Regions from separate parts of the Homo sapiens genome. Here region 1 is linked to region 2. A link is a loop called in an ENCODE intact Hi-C map of the cell type or tissue named here. Cell type or tissue: endothelial cell of umbilical vein. All regions are shown on one strand. Each heading gives the region's core, and the rest is flanking DNA. Links, peaks and the distances in the headings are about the cores only.

The links. Peaks named below come from ENCODE experiments on the same cell type or tissue, not always from the same donor. Only the 100,000 strongest peaks of a DNase experiment are listed, where the experiment ranks them.
Region 1: a loop joins it to region 2, with 5 times the contacts of the local background. A loop is called at or near these places in 6 of 110 quality-filtered maps.

What each region holds. Positions count from the first base shown.
Region 1 is chr1:60,958,386-60,970,530 of GRCh38, forward strand. It overlaps NFIA-AS2 (NFIA antisense RNA 2), which reads right to left. Exons shown (of 7, transcript NR_110617.2): 2 at 5,181-5,419. Among named protein-coding and RNA genes, the nearest start is that of NFIA-AS2, 6.3 kb to the right of the region's middle. In endothelial cell of umbilical vein, for the core only: no CTCF peak of the experiment used is centred there; DNase peaks (open chromatin) are centred at 2,936 and 4,886; H3K27ac peaks cover 4,476 bases.
Region 2 is chr1:60,843,798-60,855,942 of GRCh38, forward strand. No RefSeq gene overlaps it. Among named protein-coding and RNA genes, the nearest start is that of NFIA-AS2, 120 kb to the right of the region's middle. RefSeq lists an enhancer at 5,336-6,166. In endothelial cell of umbilical vein, for the core only: a CTCF peak has its summit at 4,981 (motif pointing right); a DNase peak (open chromatin) is centred at 4,984.

The sequences.
Region 1 (12,145 bases), core at 1,482-9,481, 110 kb after region 2:
CATAACATGGTAATACCTCACTATTAAAAAATTAGGTGCTTAGGGGTGAACTGAATGAATTTGTGAAAAGTGTGAATTATAAAGTATATCTTTTCAGAGAAATTTTGTTACTATAAAATACAACAAAATTAAGTAAGTCTTGCCTAGTGGAAAGCATGCTGCCCTGCCCTGCTTTAATGAGTGAATGAGAATAATTTGTAATTCACATACAAAGGTTGCTGAATTGCTTTTTTAAATGTTCCTAGCATAGGGCACACATGCTTCCAAAGGACACATCACAGGAATTAAGCAAAGCTGGCTCTGTAAATACTCAATAGGGATATTATAAAAGATTTAAGCACTGGATAATTTTTTGAAATCTATATCAGCCAAAAGCTTCCATGATTATGTGACAAACCCAATTTAACGTATCTTTTTTTAAATTTGATAAAATTATTTTGAGTTATCATGAAGTCTAAACTAGTAACACCCAAATTGAAAGATTTTGCTTAACCCAATTACTCTGTTTTCTGATTTTTATAGGAAAGTTCATATTTGGTGTTCTGCCAAGAGCATCATGTTCCATGATCTATCTAACTGAAAAAAAGGAGAAAACTTTACTCCAGAGATAAAGAGTAGCACAATAATAAAATTAGCAACTGACATTTATGTCACAGTGTACAATTTACTTCCAAATGCTATATCTTTTTAAATTCACACTTATTCTGTACAATAAGTAAAGAGAGTTATTATTAATAATTCCATGTTAAAGTCAGAGAATCCAAGAGTCTATAAGCTCTTTCAGGATCGTGGTTCAGGTCTTCTGACTCCAGAGTCTACGTGGTGTATAATAGAAGTTCAATGTGTATTAGTTTAATAAATGAACAAATTAATTAATTAAAGTAATTAAGGATATCCTAGCTAATTTAAAGAAAGAGCTACTAGACAAAGGAAAATAGTCATTTCAACACTAAACAACTCTCAGATGCTTAGGAATACAGCAATCCTATCATAATACATAGCCAGGACTGGCTACATAATTCGCAGGGCCTGGCGTAAAACAAATACATAAGGTCCCTTATTCAAAAATCATTAAGAAATTCAGGAGAGTAACAACAGAGTATTCAGGCACAGGGTCCTTCAAAGAGCAGGGAACCCTGATGACTACACAGATTGTTCATCCTTGAAGCCTGCTCTGCACAGCACATTTTAAAGCTTAGAGCACTAGCTCCTGGAAGAAATGATACCACCTTGTGGATAGCATTTTTAATATTTGGTAGGTGGGCAGGTTCTTGGTTGGTACAAGGAGGCCCTGCTGATTCATAGTAGGCAGGAGCCAAGGATTCTAGAGATCTTCAATGGCAGGGACAGTTCTGAACTATGAAGAATCTTCCTGCTTCCCAGAGAGCTTTTGAATGTTCCACAGATATTCACATGGCTGAAAAGCCTGTTTTTAATTATCTGAGCTTAAAATCTACCTTTGCTTTACATATCTTGAATTTTCCAGGAATGTGACTACCATGTCAATTCTGGAAATGTTGTGTGCTGCTAGTTTAGAACTTTAATGACATCAGTACTTCTCGTGGCATATGAGGCACCAAAGTAACCTACCTGCATCACTCTGCATTTGTAGCTGTCACATCATTCAAAGTGATTCAACATAGTAGTACAAGGCTCTGACTCCTTCATCATATCTTCTGGTATTAGCCATACTTTTACATAAAGGAATATGTATTATTTTATCATAAATTGTTTTCCTTTTATTTCCCCTTTAAATTATAGTTAGAGCATTTTTTTTCCTAATTGGATGAAGGTAGGTTGTAATATTCAGTCATTTCATTTCATGTTGGCAAAAGGAGATTTCAAAATACTTGTTATATAAAGTGGCTTTGGGTATGAAAGAGTTGAGAACCATAGGTTTATAGGCATAAGATTACAAAATGTTTGAGCTGGAAAGAATTTGGGGGATTATCTAATTCACTGACAGATAAGGAAATTGAGGCTGAAACAAATTCTATATCTTGCCTAAGGTCACCCTGCAATTATTGGCAATGCCAGGACTTGAAACCATGCTGTTTTCCAGGACTATAAAAAAAATTCATTCTTTCTTTCTTATTGTCCTTCCTTCCTTCTTTCTTTTCAATAAGTGCAACTGAGCTCCTGCAGGTCAGGCATTGGGGTGGTCTCGATAATGCAGACATGACTAAGACACAGCTCCAGTCTTTAAGGAGATCACAGGCTGTCTGGAAAACAGGACAGAGCCCAAATATGGTACAGCATACCTTAGAGTAAACCTATGTTCAAAACATTACAAGGAGGAAACGACTGATCCTTTTCCTGGGAGTTCCAAAAAGATTTCCCAGCTATAGCGAAATTTGAATACTGAAGTGGGAGAAAGGCTTGGCCCAGTAGGAATAGGGTCGCCCTCATTCTAAGCAGTTGCCCTGCCCAAGTGTGCAAAGCCACAATGGCCAAAACGAGACCATCTGTAATCAGGTATTGACTGCCCACAGCCCAGAGACAGTTGGAGCCCTTAATGGCAAGAGTACAAGTAGAAGCACAGGCTTGTCATTATCTTACCCAACACAGCCCTGAGACCAAGCAGAGGGCAGGGCTGTTTCAGAACACTTGGGACTTCATGAGGTTGACAGGGAGGAGGGAAAAGAAAGGGAAAGTCTCCAGGCAGCTCCCTGGGTTAAAGGGCCTGATAAGCCCCTGGATTTCTGTAGGCACTGGCCAGAGTGCAAGCTAAGAAAATAGCTTGTTGATTGCTGAAGTGATTAAGTGGATCGCCTTATTGATTCTCACCTAGCTTGGAACAGACCTCAATAACCAACATCAAGTGCTTTAATAAGGGCAAAGAAAGATTTACTGGATGTGAGTGCTTTTCATTAGAGAGGACTGAGGGGAAATAAAACATACTGACCCACCAGTGAGGGGCCATGGCATGGCTTCCAGCCTGGTGACTGCCAACCAGACAGGAAGGTGAGTAAGAGGAAGTCAAATGAGACAGCCCCTGGGCCTGAGCTTATCAAAGCATTCGAAAAAAATTTCCACAGATTGCTAGATTGTCTGCTTCCCTTCTGCCTCTCCACACTGCAAACCTCACCACCCAGGAAGCAAGGACACAGTCAGAGTGGCTGCTGCTTACTGAGCCCAAATCCAGGCACCAGCTTGGCCTTTTGGTAAAGATGACCTCTAATCTTCACCTCAACCCTACAAGGAGTGCATAAGTTTCTCCACATTACAAAGAAGGAATCAAAAACTAAAGAAGACACTCAAATGGTGGCACTAGGATTAGAACCCAGATCTCGGCTGGGCCTGGTGGCTCATGCCTGTCATCTCAGCATTTTGGGAGGCTGAGGCAGGAGGACCACTTGGGCCCAGAAGGCCAAGACCAACCTGGGCAACATGGTAAAATCCTGTCTGTACAAAAAATGCAAAAAAAAAAAAAATTAGCTGGGCATGATGGCATGCACCTGTAGTCCTAGCTGCTCAGGAGGCTGAAGTGGGAGGACTGCTTGAGCCCAAGAGCTCAAGGCTGCAGGGATCCATGGTTGCACCACTGTGCTCCAGCCTGGGTGACACAGTGAGACCCTGTAATAAAATAAATTTTAAAAAAACAATCCAGATAACTCTAGCACCAAGGCCTATAATTTAAAATTTTCTGTGGACCTCTATTTTTCCTCTCAAGGCTTTGAGTTGAATACACTCTACCCTGCATAAATTGGCCAAATTTTTATTTTTAATCAGCAATTGCTGTGTGTCAGGGGCCAACCAAGTATTACACCAGTTGATCTTCACAACCAGTTTAGAAGTTGGCCCTATGATTAGTATCCCCATTGTAGAGATCAGTTAACTGAGGCTTGGAGAGTTAACTTGCCCAAGGGTTCTTCAGTTAGCATGCAGCAAAATGGGACCCTGAACACAATGTTGTCAGAATCCAGGTCCTAAACTCTAATCAACTACGTCTTAAAGAAAGTATAAATGAAAAATACAGGTGGCAGTCTAAGAAGACACAGAAGAATGCAAAGACTACATCCATTCATTCAAATGTTCAACAAATACCTATTAAGCTCCGACGGTACCACAAGCATTTTTTTTAACCCTGAGGATATAGTGATGATCAAAAAAGGCTGTCATGGGAATAATTTCTTTCGGAGACAGCAGATGATAATAGAGGAACATATAAGATAAATAAGAAGAATCCTGCAAGAGAGAAGTACAGTGAAGAAAATAAACCAGGGCAAAATGGGAGGGTCTGCTTTATATTGGGTGGTCAGGTAGGTTTCACCCAAGAAAGTTGCCTATAAGCTGAGGCTTCAAGGACAAGAAGGTACTAACCTTGCAAAGGTTTGGTTAAAACACCTTCTAGGCAGGAGAAATAGCGAGTGCCAAGGCCATAAGGCAGGAATGGACTTGATGCCTCCACAGAAGAGGAGGAGGCTGCAGTGATGAGTGAGGGAATGGTAGAAGAGGAGGTCTGAAAGGAGGGGCAGTGAAGTCTCGGGGGCCTGGCAGGTCATCACAAGAAATTAGGTTTCATTCTAATTAAGAGAGGAAGCCATGGAAGCATTTGAACTATTTTCAATGATTTGCATTATAAAAACATAATTTTGACTACTGTTTGGAGGGGACAAGAAGTTGCAGGGAGACAAGAGGGGAGGCCACTGCAGGACTTCAGATGGAGCGATAATGTTAGCTCAGATCAAGTATAAGTTAGCAACATGAAGAAGTGGCCACATCCTGAATGTAACTGGGGAAATTGCTGACCTGACTTGCCACTTTACACTTTTGGAAGTGGACAGGAGCTGCTGCCTTTCTGATACTCCCACATGGTGCCCCCCTGCCAGCTGCTTTCATTATGTTTTGACCGGCTTCTGCCAAGTCAGACTACAAAAACTTCACTGAAATAACAGAATGTGATGCCGTCATCTCCTCTGCACACCCCAGGAGAGGGTTTTATAAAGTTTCACAAACAACAACACCTGCTAGGAAGCCAGACAGCTCCCCTGACCACTGCCCAGGCTGACCCAGACAGAAGAGAGAAGACACTGGCAGAGAACTCCCTGCTCTTCTAAACAGCCCCAGGGGTGGTTTGCCCTGTTCACTGTGGTCAAAGTGGCATTACTACTTCAGAAGAAATAGAAAATGAGGTGAATAGAAAACAGAAGAAAGTTGAGGTCACAATAAGATACCACCTCATATATTTAAAGGAAACTGAGAGACGCTGGGTTTCCTCCTGGCACGTCTGTGAAAATGCGAGAAAGGTCTGTCTACCACCAACTTGTTTAAACCAGGGGAAATTCATCAGAAGGATAATGAAGAACTTGACAGGGAGCATTCCTTTGTGTCATGTTCTCAGGAGTGAAGACAGCTGGTGGCATGCAATCGTCTGCAGGTCTGACTCAGGGAGACAGAAGGTTGGGCACAAGGTGAACTGTCAGGAGAAAAAAAAATTGAGAGAACCTTAGAGAAGATGACCTTTGTACATAATTGATCTGACAGAGCACTGCCCACCCCATCACTACAGCTGAAATATGGCCACTCTCCCATGTGGGAATGCACTTGCGTTTAAGGGCACCAGACGCCATCTATTAAGGAAAGTGTTTAAGCAGGAAGGATAACATGTCTGTCAGTCTGAGCTAGTGATTCTGGGGACTCAAACACCATGCCAGAGTCCAGGATTAAAAAAATTCTACCTCTATTCTAAATAAAAAGGAATTTTATTCATCAAATGAACAAAGGAACAGAGTGAATGGCTTATGACAACCTCCCCTCCTGACATTTGGTTTGTTAGTTGTACTCAGGGAAAAAATGTTGTCCACTCTAGAGAACTTCATAAAAAGTGGTTCTAGAATTATTCTCAGCTACTTGAGTTTGCTAATTCCTAAGGGTAGGGTAAAAGTTGTCCATTATTTCATCAACAAATATTTATTTAGTATTCATCATTCTGCTAGGAACAATATTAAACAAGATAGGCACACCAGCCCTGCCCTCATGAACTTAACAATTCAGTCAGCTTTCAGGCCTTTTCAGATATTTAGGCATATGTATTAGTCTGTTCTCATATTGCTATAAAGGACTGCCCAATACTGGGTAATTTATAAAGAAAAAGGTTTAATTGACTCACAGCTCTGCATGGCTGGGGAGGCCTCAGGAAACTTACAATCATGGCAGAAGGGGAAGGAAGCACAACCCTCTTCACATGATGGCAGGAAAGAGAAGTGCCAAGCAAAAGTGGGAAAAGCCCCTTATAAAACCAACATAACTCTTGAGAACTCACTCACTATCACAATAACAGCAGCATGGGGTAACCTCCCCCATAATTCAATTACCTCCCACTGGGTCCCTCCCACAACACATGGGGATTATGGGAACTACAACACAAGGTGAGATTTGGAGATTTGGGTGGGGACACAGACAAACCATATCATTTCTCTCCAGTCCCTCCCAAATCTCAAGTCCTCACATCATTTCAAAACATAATTATCCCTTCCCAACAGTCCCCCAAAGTTTTAACTCATTCCAGCATTAACCTAAAAGTCCAAGTCAAAAGTTTCATCTAAGACAAGGCAAGTGCCTTCCACCTATAAGCCTATAAAATCAAAAACATGTTACTTCCAAGATACAATGGGGATACAGGCATTGGGTAGATACACTTGTTCCAAATGGAAGAAATTGGCAAAAATGAAGGGGCTACAGTCTCCATGCAAGTCCAAAATGCAGCAGGGCAGTCAAATCTTAAAGCTCCAAAATGGTCCATTTGACTCCATGTCTCACATCCAGGTCACACTGATGCAAGAGGTGGGCTCACACAGCCTTGGGGAGCTCTCCCCCTGTGGCTTTTCAGGGTACAGCCCCCCTCCCAGCTTCCTTCATGGGCTGGCAGTGAGTGTCTGAAGCTTTTCCAGGTGCATGGTGCAAGCTGTCAGCAGATCTACCATTCTGGGGATCTGTAGGACAGTAGCCCTCTTCTCATAGCTCCACTAGGCAGTGCTCCAGTAGGGACTCTGTGTAGGGGCTCCAACCCCACATTTCCCTTCCACACTGCCCTAGCAGAGGTTCTCCATGAGGGCTCCGTCCCTGACACAAAACTTCTGCCTGGACATCCAGGCATTTCCATACATCCTCTGAATTCTAGGGAGTGGTTCCCAAGCCTCAGTGCTTGACTTCTGTGCACCTACAGGCTCAATACCACATGGAAACTGCTAAGGTTAGAAGCTTGCACCGTCTGAAGCCACACCCCATCTGTATCTTTGCCCCTTTTAGCCATGCCTGGGATGCAGGGCATCAAGTCCTGAGATTACACAAAGCAGCAAGGCCTTGGGCTCAGCCCACAAAACCATTTGTTCCTCCTAGGCTCCCTGGCCTGTGATGGGAGGGACAGCTGTGAAGGTCTCTGACATGTCCTGGAGAATGTTTCCCATTGTCTTGGCAATTAACATGTGGCTCCTCATTACTTATGCAAATTTCTGCAGCCAGCTTGAATTTCTCCTCAGAAAATGGATTTTTCTTTCTATCACATTGTCAGCCCGCAAATTTTCCAAACTTTTATGTTCTGCTTCCCTCTTAAACATAAGTTCCATTTCCAAACAATATATTTGTGAATACATAAAACTGAATGCTTTTAACAGCACCCAAGTCACCTCTTTTATTTATTTATTTTATTTTATTTTTTCAAGAAGGAGTCTCACTCTGTCACCCAGGTTGGAGTGCAGTGGCACAATCTCAGTTCACTGCAACCTCTGCTTCCCAGGCTCAAGCAATTCTCCTGCCTCAGCCTCCCAAGCAGCTGGGATTACAGGTGTGTACCACAACACCCAGCTAATTTTTTTTTTTTTTTTTAAGATAGAGTCTTGCTGTGTCACCAGGCTGGAGTGCAGTGGCACAATCTCAGCTCACTGCAACCTCTGCCTCCCAGGTTCAAGTAATTCTCCTACCTCAGCCTCCCCAGTAGCTGGGACTATAGGTGTGCGCCACCAAGCCCAGCTAATTTTTGTATTTTTAATAGAGACAGGGTTTCACTATGTTGGCCAGGATGGTCTCAATCTCTTGACCTCATGATATGCCCACCTCAGCCTCCCAAAGTGCTGGGATTACAGGCATGAGCCACCACACCTGGCCCACACCCAGCTAATTTTTATATTTTTTGTAGAGACAGGGTTTCACCATGTTGGCCAGGCTGGTCTCAGAACTCCTGACCTCAAGTAATCTGCCCACCTCAGCCTCCCAAAGTACTGGGATTACAGGCATGAGCCACCGCGCCCAGACCCAAGTCACCTCTTGAACACCTTGTTGCTTAAAAAATTTATTTCACCAGATACCTTAAATTGTCTCTCTCAGGTTCAAAGTTCTGCAGATCTCTAGGGCAGAGACAAAATGCTACCAGTCTCTTCATTAAAGGATAGCAAGAATTACTTTTGTTCAAGTTCCCAATAAATTTCTCATCTCCATCTGAGACCACCTCAATCTGGACTTCATTGTCCATATCACTATCAGCATTTTGGTCAAAGCCATTCAACAAGTCTCTGGGAATTTCCAAACTTTCCCACATCTTCTTATCTTCTTCTGAGTCCTCCAAACTCTTCCACCCTCTGCCTGTTACCCAGCTCTAAAGTCACCTCCACATTTTCAAGTATGTTTATAGCAGCACCCCACTACCTGGTATCAATTTACTGTATTAGTCCATTCTCGTGCTGCTAAAAAGGACTGCCTGAGACTGGGTAATTTATAAAAGAAAGAGGTTTAATTGACTCACAGTTCTGCATGGCTGAGGAGGCCTCAAGAAACTTACAATCATGGTGGAAGGGGAAGCAAACACGTCCTTCTTCATATGATGGCAGGAAGGGGAAGGGTCTAGCAAAATGGGGAAAAGCCCTTTATAAAACCACCAGATCTTGTGAGAACTCACTATCACAAGAACAGCAGCATGTGGGTAACTATTTCCAAGATTCAATTACCTCTCACTGGGTCCCTCCCACAACCTCCATGTGGGTATTATGGGAACTACAATTCCGGAAGAGATTTGGGTAGGGTCACAACAAACGACATCAGCATATCTATGACAAAGGATTAAATTCAGTTTAATTCAACAAGACTGCACTGGACCCTTATTCTAAGTAATACAAGCATAACTTAAGAATTATTCATCCAACAAATATTGAAAAAACAACACATGTGACTTACTGCGTTTTGGGAGACACATAGTTGATTTCGATCTAGATAACTCTCTCAAGGAAGCTGCAGTGTGGTAGGAATGATAAGACTTGTACATAGATAAGTAACACCAATGATAGAAAATGATAAATATCATTTTTAAAAAGAGAAGTGCAGATGGTGAAATTTAACAGGAAGGATAAGGAGATGACCAATTCCAGGAGATGGGCAAAATCTATTCACTGCCTCAGTTTCCCAATGCATTCATTCATTCACTCAATAAATACAACTTGAATCATTGCCCTATTCCAGATACTGTTAGAGTCAGGGATGAAAACTAGACTAGAAGAGAGAGAGAGATGACAATTCCCTGGAATTAATACCTTAATATAGGTATATACGAGATACGGAGGGAAGAGAGAGGAGGGAACTTCCCAGCCTGCCTGTGGTGAGGGTCAGTTAGCAAAGGAAAGTTTTGTCAAGGAAATGACCCTTTGCTGAGTGTGGAAGAAAAGGGAACATCTCAGGAGAAAGAAGGGGGAAGCCACAGCACTCTAGGCAGGAAGATAACAAAGATTCTCAAAGGGAGAGACAGGGTGCATGTGGGCAGAGGGTGGGGGACAAGGCAGGGGCGGAGGCATAGGGAGCCTCTGCCAGTTTTCTCAGGGAAATGGGAGGTGAGGTTGACAGACAAGGAGGGGAGGTGGTGTGGTTTGGGGAACTGAAAAGGCAAGATAGGCTCTGGAAGGCTTCTCTGGGAAATGCAAGAAGATACTAATAAAGAACAAATAAAAGACAGTTCCAAAGTAGAAACCACAAATTTTTATGTGGCATTAACTACACATCATAATGCAAAATACTCCAAAAATACTTAGTGCTCTGGGCATGAGAGTAGAGAAAGTGGAGAGAACACATCATTGGACAGACAGAGCATGTGCGTGTGCAAGGGAAGGGGAGGGGTGCCATGAAGAGTTCAAATGCAAGTGTGTGGAGTCTGTCCTGCCTGATGGACTGAGAGAAAGTGGATCAAGGAGTTGGAGCTGGAATGGCAAATAGTTTTCATCTCACGCATCAACTCCAGTTGATGGAACCTGTGCTGAGAAGGATCCCAAAGCAACCTCTGGGTTTAATAGGAGAGTGGCATGATCAGTCTGTGAGGTTCTCAATGAGCTGGAAAGAGTGGCAACAATCACACCAGGCATTGGCCATCTCTGGACCAGAGGCCAGACAAGGCTGTGAGAAGAGAGAGGAGTAAGAGAAGTAGCAGGACAGGGGGCTGTGGCCAGAGTGAGATGTTGGAAGGTGAGGTTTCGTGAAGACATCAAGGCCTAGAACATGGCTAGGGAAAAGTTTGGCTGACTGAAGAACAAGGCACAATCTAGTGTTCAAATACCTTCATGCTGCTGCTCTTGCCTCACTGAAGAGGTAAAGTGTCTTCAGAAGACATGTGACATAAGGGAATGGTGGATGGTTGAAGAAACACTTGGCTGTTCTAATGTAAACAGAAGAAGGAGTGGGAAGCTCTCATTTCTCCATCATTATCAGGCTCTGTTCTCAGGAAGCCAGAGAAACCTATGGCATGCTGCCTATGCAGGCCTCCTCCAGACCCATGGCTCAGACAGACCCGCCTGAACTCCAGCAGAGAAACAAGCCCCTGACCATTCCCTTCATCAGGGCAGGCAGGATGCAAGCCAACAGCTTCTCCTCCAGTGAGCCAATCCCATTACTTTTTTCCTTTTTAACTTTGTAAGAACACGTAACATGAGGGCCACCTTCTTAGCAAAATTTTAAGCACACAATACAGTATTATTGACCATAGGTAAAGCGTTGTACAGCAGATCTCTAGAACTCACTCATCTTGCTTAACTAAAACTGTATGTCCATTGATTAACAACTGTTCATTTCTCACTCCACCTAGCTCCTGGCAACCACCATTGCACTCTTTGATTCTACGAATTTGGCAATTTTAGATACCCCACATAAGTGGAATCATGCAGTTTCGTCTTTCTCTGAGTGGTTTATTTCATTTAGTATAATGTCCTCAAGATTCATCCATGTTGTCACATATTTTAGAGTTTCTTTTTTAAGGCTAAGTAATATTCTGGGATGTGTGTGTATGTGTGTGTGTGTTCCACATTTTCTTTATCCATTGATCTGTTGTTGGATATTTAGTTCATTTCTACATCTTGGCTATTGTGTATAGTGCTGCAATGAACATGGGAGTACTAATATCTCTTCAAGATCCTCATTTCAATTCTTTTGGATAAATACCCTGTGGGACTGCTGGATCATATGGTAATTCTATTTTTAATTTTTTGAGGAACCTCCATACTGTTTTCCATAGCAGCTGCACCATTTGGCATTCCCACCAACAGCATGCAGGGTTCCAACTTTCCCACATCCTTGCCTGAATCTCTTTTTGGATTCCGGAGTGACAGTGTCTCAGGATCTTGGCGGGGAAGGACCATCACCTCCTCATAATCCGTGCCACTCTGGAGGGCTGAGCACACAGTTCTCCTTGTTTCCCTGTTTGCCAGCTTGCCTTGTGGATAAATGCAGAGAAGGATTCAGGATTGGAGGGAAGGGTGAATTCACGGCCCTACAGAGCATGTCTAAAAGCATTTGTCAAAAAAAGAGTTAATGACTGCTTCTCTGCGGGAAGCCCTAAAGAAATGAGTGTCCTGAAGTGTAGAACATTCGCTTTTACGGTAGGTGGTGTTATTGTTACATGTTCATACAGACAGTGCTAATTAACAATCCTAAAGGCCACATCATTAAATTATTTCTCCGCTAAAAACCCTATGATGTTTAATGCGTCCCAGCAATTCAATTATATCTAAAACACTGGCCTGAACGGCAGGCACTATTCTGTGGCTGACAAAGTGCAAGTTGCTCTTAAGAACAGGTGAAGCTTAACAAGGAAAGAACAACATCTGACAAACTACCTCCCTGCTCTTCTCCCTAACATACACCCTAAGAATAAAAACAACAGTGATATTCCAAGAAA
Region 2 (12,145 bases), core at 1,297-9,296:
CTGTGACTAGAACTTCATTATAAGATGTTTTTGTGCCTGAAATAGTTACACACAGTCTTTCCCTGCCCGCCCCCCCAACCCCCAAGATGGAGTCTCGCTCTGTCACCCAGGCTGGAGTGCAATGGCGCAATCTGGGCTCACTGCAACCTCCACCTCCCAGGTTCAAGCGATTCTCCTGCCTCAGCCTCCTGAATAGCTGGGACTATAGGCCTGTGCCACCACACCTGGCTAATTTTTGCATTTTTAGTAGAGACGGTGTTTCACCATGTTGGCCAGTCCAGTTTCAAACTCTTGACCTCAAATGATCCACCCACCTGGGCCTCCCAAAGTGCTGGGATTACAGGCGTGAGCCACCGCACCCGGACTACACACAGTCTTTATCAAGATTTTTTTTTAAGTCTCTTCAAATTCTTAATAATCACTATGAAAAAGAAGTCTCTCTTCTATAAGTAGTTGATAAAAAAAATCAAACCACTTTTACAACTGTTAAAAAATGTGAAACAGTTAAAGTAATACAAATTACAATTATTATTTGTCGATTAAAAATAAAAATTTTAATAAGATTTTAAGGGCCTTCTTTTCTTTCATTGACAAAGATAATGAAATTTATTTTGAAAATGTGAATTGGCAATTGCTACAAAGAGAATAAAATACCTGGAATACAGCTAACAAGGGAACTGAAGGACCTCTTCAAGGAGAACTACAAACCACTGTTCAAGGAAATCAGAGAGAACACAAACATGGAAAAACATTTCATGCTCACGGATAGGAAGAATCAGTATCATGAAATTGGTCATACTGCCCAAAGTAATTTATAGGTTCAATGATATTCCCATTAAACTACCATTGACATTCTTCACAGAATTAGAAGAAACTATTTTAAAATGCATATGGAATCAAAAAAGAGCTCATATAGCCAAGACAATCCTAAGCAAAAAGAATAAAGCTGGAGGCATCCCACTACTGGACTTCAAACTATACTACAAGGCTACAGTAACCAAAACAGCATGGTACTGGTACAAAAACAGATACATACACGAATGGAACAGAATAGAAAACTCAGAAATAAGACTGCACATCTACAACCATCTGATATTTGACAAATCTAACAAAAACAAGTAGTGGAGAAAGGATTCCCTATTTAATAAATGGTGCTGTGGGAACTGGCTAGCCATATGCAGAAAATTGAAACTGGACCTCTTCATTACACCTTACAGAAAAATTAACTCAAGATGGATTAAAGACTTAAATGTAAAACCCCAAACTATTAAAAACCCTAGAAGAAACTCTAGGCAATACCATGCAGAACATAGGCACAAGCAAAGATTTCATGACAAAATCACTAAAAACAATTGCAACAAAAGTGAAAATTGACAAATGGGATTTAATTAAACTAAAGAGCTTCTGCACAGCAAAACAAACTATCATCTGAGTGAACAGGCAACCTCCAGAGTGGGAGAAAATTTTTGGAACCTATGCATCTGACAAAGTTCTAATATCCAGAATCTACAAGGAACTTAAACAAATTTACAAGGAAAAAATAAATAAATAAAAAGCGGGCAAAGGACATGAACAGACACTTCTCAAAAGAAGACATTTATGTAGCCAACAAACATATGAAAAAACTCAACATCACTGATCATTAGAGAAATGCAATCAAAACCACGGTGTGATACCATCTCATGCCAGTCAGAAGGGTGATTATTAAAAAGTCAAGTAACAACAGATGCTGACAAGGTTGTGAATAAATAGGGACATTTTTACTCTGTTGGTGGGAATGTAAATTAGTTCAACCATTGTGGAAGGTGGTGTGGTGATTCCTCAAAGATCTAGAATCAGAAATACCATTTGACTCAGCAATCTCATTACTGAGTATATACCCAAAGGAATATAAATCATTATATTACAAGGATACATGCACACATATGTTCATTGCAGCACTATTCACCATAGCAAAGACATGGAATTAACCCAAATGCCCATCCATGATAGACTGGATAAAGAAAATGTGGTACATACACACTATGGAATACTATGCAGCCATAAAAAGGAACAAAATCATGTCTTTTGCAGGGACATGGATGGAGCTGGAAGCCATTATCCTTAGCAAGCTAACACAGGAACAGAAAACCAAACACTGCATGTTCTGACTTATAAGTGGGAGCTGAACAATAGGAAAGCGTGGACACCGCTAAGGGAACACCACACACTGGAGTCGGGGGGTGAGGTTGGGGGAGGGAGAGCATTAGGTAAAATAACTAACGTATGCTAGGCTTAATACCTAGGTGATGGGTTTATAGGTGCAGTAAACCACCATGGTACACGTTTACCTATGTAACAAACCTGCATATCCTGCGCATGTACCCCGGAACTTAAAAAAATAAGAAAGAAAATGTGAATTGGTATAGATATAAGTCAAATTTTCTCAAACCCAGTATTTTAAACAGTGATGAAGCTATAAATATGCTCGCATGATTAGAGTAGTAATTCTGCAGCTTGCTTGAGGCCACTCAAAGGGTACAAAAAGAAGATGCCATACCAGGACCCTCAACCATATCCTATTCCCCTCACTCATGTTCCTTGAGCTGAGCACTGCACTTCTAGAGCACCCTCAAACAGCTCCATAGATATGATCAGCAGGATGTTGAAGTACAGCTCCACGTTTCCAGACACCTGCTCATTGACACTTTCAGTGTCACAGTAGTCATAAATGTTGGCTGTCATGCCATAACCTATTCAGACCAGGTTCAAACATTTTATGGGTTCAGGACAAGAGTATAGCTAGAGGTCCATATACTGGATGTCTAAATTCAAAATTCATAATCAAACTAGTAAACTGTTGCATAAACTGCCTTCTATATCCCTACATTGACAAATATACTTTAATAGAAACAAAAATAAAAATATGTGTGAAGCTATTATTTTTATGTCACTGAAAATAAACCACTGTTCTACTAATAAGTGGTTGATGTTTGTTGACTACTAAAATAAAGGAATACATAATTTATAAATTGCTATACACTAATTCCACAAAATTTTCTTTCCTTCATTTTGGCAAAAAAAAATTTATGCTATTATAATCAAGATTGTCATATAATTTTTGTTCCTTTAGTAGTAACACCAAATTACACAATTATTCCTGAGTCACTGTAGTTCTTAGGTAAGTTTATACTAATTTCAGTTTAGAGAAAACTCACTCTTCAGAGGCAGGAGAAACTGGCATTATCAATAAAATTATTAAAATAATTAGATTATTATCTTAGATTTAGAAAGATCTTTAAATTTTAGGTAGAATATGCAAACATTATAGTGGGATTACATATGATAAATTATCACTATCATAGAAAGCTTTACAAACTATTATAATTTCATTGTATAAATTATCACTTGTCTCATGATTTTCACCATTTTAAAAACAGTAACCAGATTTAATAGAAAGGTGAAGAATCAGTATCAGACATCGTACATGTTACTTCTTCCTATATATAAATTTCAGGGTAATATAAATTTTAACTATTACAAAGTTAATAGTTCTTCATCTGCCACCTGTAACTCCTATAAATACCATACCAACTGATGTATCTCCAGAACCAGAAGACAGAGAAGCAAGAGAAAGTACCCTATATGTCACTGGGAAGTGATTCTTTATTGAGCAGGAATATCCATATTAAAGCTTTTTGAAAAGAAAGATTGGACAAATTGACTAATTCGCCTCTTCTTTTACCTAAATGCTTCAGTTGTTCAAATATTTCCCACATTCTAAAATAGGGACTAGCTTCAACATTGGCAATGACACAAACCACAAACCTTTAAAGCATGTTTCAGGGACGTATATTAAGAGATATTTAAAAAAAAAAAAAAGTTTTTCTTTGAGGTCCAGAAGATGTTACTTGTAAGAACAAATGTTTACGGTTGCATATGTCAGCCCTCAACAACAGATCCTGAGTGACAGAGGTGCCCATGTGCTCTTAAATAAATCTGTCTTTTTGTATTTGTGGTATGTATTATCTTTCAATACAAGGTCTAGAGCAGGGATTCCTATGGCTTAGGTCTAAAGATGTTATTAAATCTATTCATGGGACCTTGGGGCATACTTGCTGGGCAACGCTGAGAGAGAGGATACATTAGGGGGAGAACTGCGTAAATAAAAAGGAGGCCATAGGTAGGATAATAAGGTGTGTGTGTGTCTTTGCACATATGAGTGTGGAGTGAGCAAGTTTTAATTTCTCATTATTTAAGAGATATAGAAGAATGACATCATCAAGATGGGGGAATAGGAAACCCCAGACCCCATTCCCCAACAGAAACATTAACTAAACAACAATACACAGACAAAAAGTTTTTATGAGAACCTAGAAATCAGTTAGGAAGTCACAATACCCCCAGGCAATCTCAAAGCCAAGAGCAGCTGCATTGAAATGGATAAGAAATTTATTTCATTAACTATGTCAGCCCCTCCCCCAAGCCAGCACATCTCTGGGAGGAAAAGCCCAACATACAGCTTCTTTTGTGACAGGTAGAGAAAAGAATGAAATGTATGTTCAAAGTTTCAGCTTTTGAGGGGCTGCCCAAGGAACTGGTTTCTGTCTCACCTGACTCGGAAGATTCATGGGAACTGACATACATTGGATGCCTGGGAGCCACAGAGAGCAAAAGAGAGTCAGCGGCTTGTGGCAGTGCCAGAGAACTTGTAATATCACAGATAGAAATTAGCAGGGCTTGTTGTAATCAAGAGTAAGCACCTAGCTGTGGCTTTTTCCCTGGGAAAAAACAGGAGGGTGGTATGTGTGTCTAGCATTCTGCCTTTTCAGGGGGCTTCCTGAGGGACGAGTTTTTGCCTCATCTGATTCAGAGTCCTAATGGGAAACCAACATACCTTGTTTGCTTAGGGCCAGAGGGACCAAAAAAAAAAAAAACCTAAAAACTCAGTTGCTTGTGGTTGCACCAGAAAACTTATAATACTACAGATAGACACCAGAGGGAGCAAGAGATTACAAGCTCTGAAAAAAACAACTTGCAAACCTCTCTAATTGGGAGAAACCAGAGAAAACACATCTCCAGAAAAGATGTGAGAGGCCCTCACAACCTCTAGCTGAAATAACTGGTGAAGTTATTTCCCTGTATGAAGTCAGTGAGTAAAGACTAGGAGAGATGGCTGTTTTTCAAATGCATGAATACCAATATAGTTACAAGACACATAAAGAAATATGGAAACATATCTCAATCAAAGGAACAAAATAAATCTCTAGTAACCAACCCTAAAGAAATAGAGTTATATGAAGTACCTGACAAAGAATTCAAAATAACCATCACAAAGATGTTAGAAAAATGGTAAATGAACAAAATGAGAATATCAACAAAGAGAAAAAATTTTAAATAAACAACAGCAATTTTGGAGCTTAAAAACACAAGAGCTGAATTGAAAATTTCACTAGAGGGGTTCAAAAATAAAAGTGATGAAGCAGAAAAAAAGAATCAACAAACTCGAAAACAGATCATTTCAGATTACCTAGTCAGAAGAACAAAAGGAAAAAGAAATGAAAATGAATGATGAAAGTCTAAGGGACTTATGGAACCCCATCAAGCAGACTAATTACACATTATGGCTATTCCAGAAGGAAATGAGGGAAAGAGAGAGAGAGAGATTGAGAATGGCATAAAGATTATTTGAAGACACAATGGCTGAAATTTTCCCAAATTTGGGGAAGGAAATGGACATACAGATAAAAGAAGCCTAAAGGATCCCAATTAAGATAAACTTGTAAAAGTCTACATTACAATCAAATTGCCAAAAGTCAAAGACAAAGAGAGAATTTTGAAAGTGGGAAGAGGAAAGCTACTCACCATATGAAAAGGATTCTACATAAGAATATCAATGGGTTTCTCAGCAGAAGCCTTGCAGGCCAGCAGGAAATAAGAGAATATATTCAAAGTGCTAAAAGTAAAAAAAAAAAAAAAAAGAATATGGCAAAACTGACATTCAAAAATGAAGCAGAAACACTGAATTTCCCAGATAAAAGCTGAAGGAGTTCCTCACCATTAGACTTCCAGGCAATGCTATAGAGTGTCCTTCAAGTTGAAAGAAAAGGATGCTAAAGAGCAACACAAAAACATGTGAAAGTATAAAGCTTGCTGGTAAAGGTAAATCTATAAACGAATACAGAATATTGTAATGGTGGTCCATAAATCACTTTTAATTATAGTATAAGAGTTAACACAAAGCGTGAAGGAGAAAGAAGTTAAAGAGTAAAGTTGTATGTGATTGCAGTTAAGTTGTTATCAGCTTAAAGTAGGTTGTTATAACTATAAGTGTTTTGTGTAAGCATCATGTTAACTACAAAGAAAATACACATAGAAGATACATAAAGGAAATTAAGAAATGATTCAAAACATGTCACTACCAAAATGACAACACAAAGAGAGAAAGAAAAAGAACAAAAAGCTACAAGACAGAAAACAATTAATAAAATGTCAATCTTAAGTCCTTCTCTATAAGTAATTGCTTTAAATGTAAATGGATTAAATTCCCGATCATAAGACATCAAGTGGCTGAATGGATTTTTAAAAATCAAGATCTCACTATATGCTGCCTATGGGAAACTCACTTTAGATTTAAAGACATATGCAGGCTGAAAGAAAAGGATAGAAGAAATATATTCCATGAAAATGGTAACCAAAATATAGCAGAGGTAGCTATATTTATAACAGAAAAAATAAGCTTTAAGTCAAAAACTGACACAGTAGACAAAAGAGGACATCATATAATTATAAAAAGGGGCCAATTCACCAGAAAGATAAATCAACTATAAATGTATATGCACCCAACATCAGAGCACCCAAAAACATGAAGCAAATATTAATAGAACTGAAGGAGAAACAGACAGCAATGCAATCATAGTAGAAGATTTGAATACCTCACTTTCAATTATGGCTAGAACATCCAGACCGAAAATCAATAAGAAAAGAGTAAACTTGAACAACCCTATAAATCAGATAGATCCAATAGACAGATAAAGAACATTCCACCCAATAGCAGCAGAATTCACATGCTTCTCAAGTTCACATGGACATTCTCCAGTATAGATCACATATTAGGCTACCAAACAAGTATTAACACATTTGAAAAGACTGAAATCATACCAATTTCCAACCACAATGGAATGAAAACTAGAGATCAATAACAGAAGGAAAACTGGGAAATTCACAAGTACATGAAGTTAATCATATACTTCTGGACAACCAAGGGACCAAAGAAGCAATTAAAAGGAAAACTAGAACATATCTTAAGACAAATAAAAACAAAACCACAACACACCAAAACTTATGCAAATAAGCAAAAGTCATACTAAGAAGAAAGTTTGTGGTGATAAATGCCTACATTAAAAAAGAAGAAAGATCTCAAATAAATAACCTAACTTTATATCTTAAGGAACTATAAGAACTATAAGGAACAATAAAAGCAAACTAAAACCAAAGATAGCAGAAATGAAGGAAAAAACAAAGATTATAACAGAAATAACAGAAATAGAGAATAGTAAACAACAGAAAGAAATCAATGAAACTGAGAGTTGGCTTTTTAAGAGATCAACAAAAATGACAAACCTTTAGCTATACTAAGAAAAAAAGAGGGAGACCTAAATAAAATCAAAAATGAAAGAGGAAATATTACAATTGATGCTACATCAATAACAATAATTGTAAGATATAACTAACAAAAATTATATGCCAACAAATTATATGCCTGGAAGAAATGGATATTCCTGAAACATTTAACCTACCAAGTTTGAATGCTGAAGAAATAAAAAGAACAAACCTAAACTAGTAAGAACAAACCTATAACTAGTAAGAAAATTGGATCGGTAATTAAAAACCTCAAAGTGGATGGGGTTAGGAAAAAATGGGGAGTTGCTGATCAATGGTCATAGAGTTTCAGTCATGCAAGATGAAAAAGTTCTAGAGATCTGCTGTACAACAATGTGTATATAGTTCACAATACTATGCTGTACACTTAAAAATGGTTAATAAGGTAGATTTTATGTTTTTCAACACAATAAAAAATAAATTTTTAAAGAGAGATATAAACAATAGCTACAATCTAAAAGCAGTTAGTCATCTATACTAATCTAGATCATCCATTCCAACGGTTTTTCAAACTTTAACTAACAGAGGAATAATTTTTCACTTAAAATTTTCCAGTAAACCCAATAACAAAACCATAAAAGTAGAACTGTGTGTGTTGAGTTGTGTTGGGTGGGAGGGAACCAGAGCTCCTCATTTTATAGACACAGAAACTGAGGCCCTGGGAGGAAAATGGATTCACCCCGAAGCACACAGTGAGTTAATGGCATGGCCCTGGCTACAATCCACATCTCCTGATTCCCAGCTCAGTGTTCTTTGCATTTTCATTAAAGTTCTTGTGCCTAATCTGGAAAACACCCAGATAACCATAAAAGGAAACAGATGAAGGTACCCACAAATGAGCTATGGAAGGAGAGGGAGTTTTTAAGCCTAATCACCAGCCAATAGATTTCCAGTTTCAATGGTTTTTTAATATCAAAGTTGTTTTCATTATTTATTAATGAACTTTTGTTAACATTGTTTATTATTTATTAACATTAATTAAACGAACATTTGAAATTGCACAGAAACAAAAAAGGAGAAAAAATTTATAATCCTACCAATTATATAAACAACTCTTAACACTGGAATATGTCTTCTGTCTCTTAAAGAACAGATTGTTGGGTTTTCACCAAATTGTGCTCATTCTGTATGTTCAATTTTGTCTCATGCTTTTTTCACAATATTATAGCATAAGCATTTTCCATTTGTAAATAACATTTTCTTTCATGACTACATAATATGCTCTGAAGTAGTCATGCCATGCAGAAGATTTTTTTCTAAATTTGTTCACCACTTCAAATAATACTAAAATGAACATATATCCGTGTATATAATGGTTGAACAATGTGTATGGTAGTATACTAGAGGTAGAATTGAGTTTAAGAATTTGAAGATTTTTGGCTGGGCGCAGTGGCTCACGCCTGTAATCCCAGCACTTTGGGAGGCTGAGATGGGTGGATCATGAGGTCAGGAGATTGAGACCATCCTGGCTAACACTGTGAAACCCCATATCTACTAAAATAATACAAAAAATTAGCCAGGTGTGGTGGCGCATGCCTGTAATCCCAGCTACTCGGGAGGCTGAGACAGCAGAATCACTTGAACCCGGGAGGCGGAGGTTGCAGGGAGCCAAGATCGCACCACTGTACTCCAGCCTGGGCGACAGAGCAAGACTTCGTCTCAAAAAAAAAGAATTTGAAGAATTTGAAGAGTTTTAAGTCTTTTGGTATGTAGCATCAAATCACATATATTTTATTTATGCATAATTACATAAACATCATTTAAAATTCTGGAAATAGAAATATAGATAAAATAATATTTGCCATTATTTCTTTGACCTAGAGGCAGATACCTATTGAATATCTTGGTATAGTTCTTCCCCATCTTTTTTGAAAATAAATACATATGCGCACACAATTACCAAATTGAAACTATTGTGTATGAGTGTGTAATAGTTTGATTTTTTATTACCATGTCTATAAATAATACTTAGAGACCAAACAGATTTTATTAATTACAACATATTATCCCAATCACACAGCCAAACATACTCCCATTTTTCCACCCCTAGTATAGCCACATCCACGTGCCCATACCCAAGTAACAGAGAGATTACATACAAGACCACTCCTAATAAGACAACTCTCAAGACACAATCTTGGTTGTAGTTCTCACTGGCTTTCTTCTGAGAAACTGACTCAAGAGTGAATATAGGCAGTTGCAATAGCATTTTTCTAACTGGAAACTTCTACAGAGCTCAACTCAGAATGATACGCCACTGTGCCAGCCACCAGGAACAGTTTTGGGCCCTGAAATATGAATCTCTGCTTTTCATCAGATGTTTCCAAAAGCAGAGTGGTTATGACAGAAACTTTGGCATTAGACTCTCCTGGGTTCCAGCCATGACTGTACCTCCTATTGTCTGTGCAACTTGAATTAACTTTACCCCTCTAAGCCTCAGTCTCTCCATCTATAAAAATGAATGACAGTAGCTGCTTCATAGGTTTGAAGTGATGATCAGATGAGACAATGCATGTAAAGTACTCAGCATTGTGTCATTGCAGGCACTTAATTTTAACTGTAATTATTATTTTGAGGAGTTCTGGCAGCAGCTTTCGACTCTCGCTCTCACAAATATGACTTTCTCTTTCCTCATTGATCTATTAACAGAAAATATTTTTTGACTGATAATTCCCAAAGCAGTCATTATGGCAATGAACACAGCAGTTCAAAATGTTATCATATTTATCTTATCACAAATGTTATTAATAGCTCAAAGCAGTTGAAATTGTCATTAACTATTTTTAATAAATAAGTATATTTCGGCACTTAATATTCCCAGGAGCTTTATATAACAATATTTTCCTCAATCTTCACAAGGCTGTGAAGTATTATTATTACCATTTTGCAAATGAGCAAACTGACATGGACACTTTAAGAAATTTGCTAAAGGTCACACCAGTAGAAGTTGAACAGCCAGGATTTGAGTCCAAGCCTGTTTTAATCCAAGCCCCAAGCCCCATCCACTGGGCCATGGATCAGCAAATCTTTTTCTGTAAAGGACCAGATAGTAAATATTTTAGGCTTTTCAGGCCTTATGGTCTCCATCATAACTACTCGACTCTACCATTATAGCACAAAAGCAGCTATAAATGATACAGAAATGAAGGACATGACTATGTCCAATAAACTTTATTATGGGCACTGAAATTTGAATGTTATATTATTTATATGTGTCACAATATATGACTCTTCTTTTCATTTTCTATCCAACCATTTAAAAAATGTAAAAATCATTCTTAGTTCATGAGCCATATAAAAAATAGTAGGTGGACTATAGATGCATCTTCAGGGAGAATACAATGATCAGGAAATGTGGGGATCTCTAGCCACACTGGACAGTTTTCAGGGGTGTGATGCTACTAGACTCTCCCTCAGGTCTTTTCTGTTATTCTTTTAGCTACAACACTCCTTCTACCCCTCCTCCCCAGCATCTGCCTTTATCTGCCATACGCCTTGTCATCCTTCAAACCAAAGTAGCTTCGCTGTTACTAGTTGCAGGAAATGCAACAAACCCCCCCTTACCGCCACCTCCATACTAAGCGAGGTACCCCTTTTCTGCTCTCTCTTAGCACCCTATATGTTCCCATCATAGGATCTATCACAAAGAATTGGGACAACTTGGGTACAAGACTGTCTGCTCCAAGGTCAAGTGCCATAAAGGTAAGCTTCTGTCTTGGTGATAAGTGTACCCACTTAGTCATTAGCACAGTGTATGGATTATAAGGGAAGTTGAATAAATATAGGAATGAAGAACAAGTGGGAGAAAGGAAAGTAGGGGAGAGACAAACGAAAGTTCTTAACTGTAAATACAAGCTCTGAACAGGATAAGGAGAGGTGGAGAGAGTAGGAGAGGAACCTACACCTGGCCATTAGGGAAAAGGTGGAAAATTGCCAAACATGGATGTGGAAACCCTTTTTCTACTTCTCATGAGGGGCAGTCCATGATCCCCTGTAAAAGGGTGTGTTCATTATGTTGGGACAATGAAGAATAAGGCAAAAACTAGTCTCCTAGACTTGTCCCACCGAGGACCAGAGAAGAGACACTAACTAGAGAATCTGAGTGCCCATGGATTCCTGAGTAATTTACATCATGTTCACTGCCAGTGAAATGCAGAGATGGCAGTGGCTCAAAAATTAAGATGGCTTCTTTTTAAAATGTTGTAACAAATAAAAGAATCCCACTGAGAACACAAAGAAAAAAGAAATTAAAGAGCCAGGAGGTGGAGGTATGAGGGGGTAGCGACTCTAAAAGCCTTCTTTCGGCTCCATATCAAACAGATTTGCTCTTTTTAGGAGATTATGGAAGCTTGGGTTTGTTCTCCAAAGAACTGCTTTGAAGCAAAGAGTTTAATCATCACACACCATTAATGTTTCAGATTTGGGGTTTCTCTTTTTTTCTTTTCTTGACTGGGTGCTCTAAGGGAGAGTTTCTTTGAGATGAAAACATGTGAAATAAGAAACA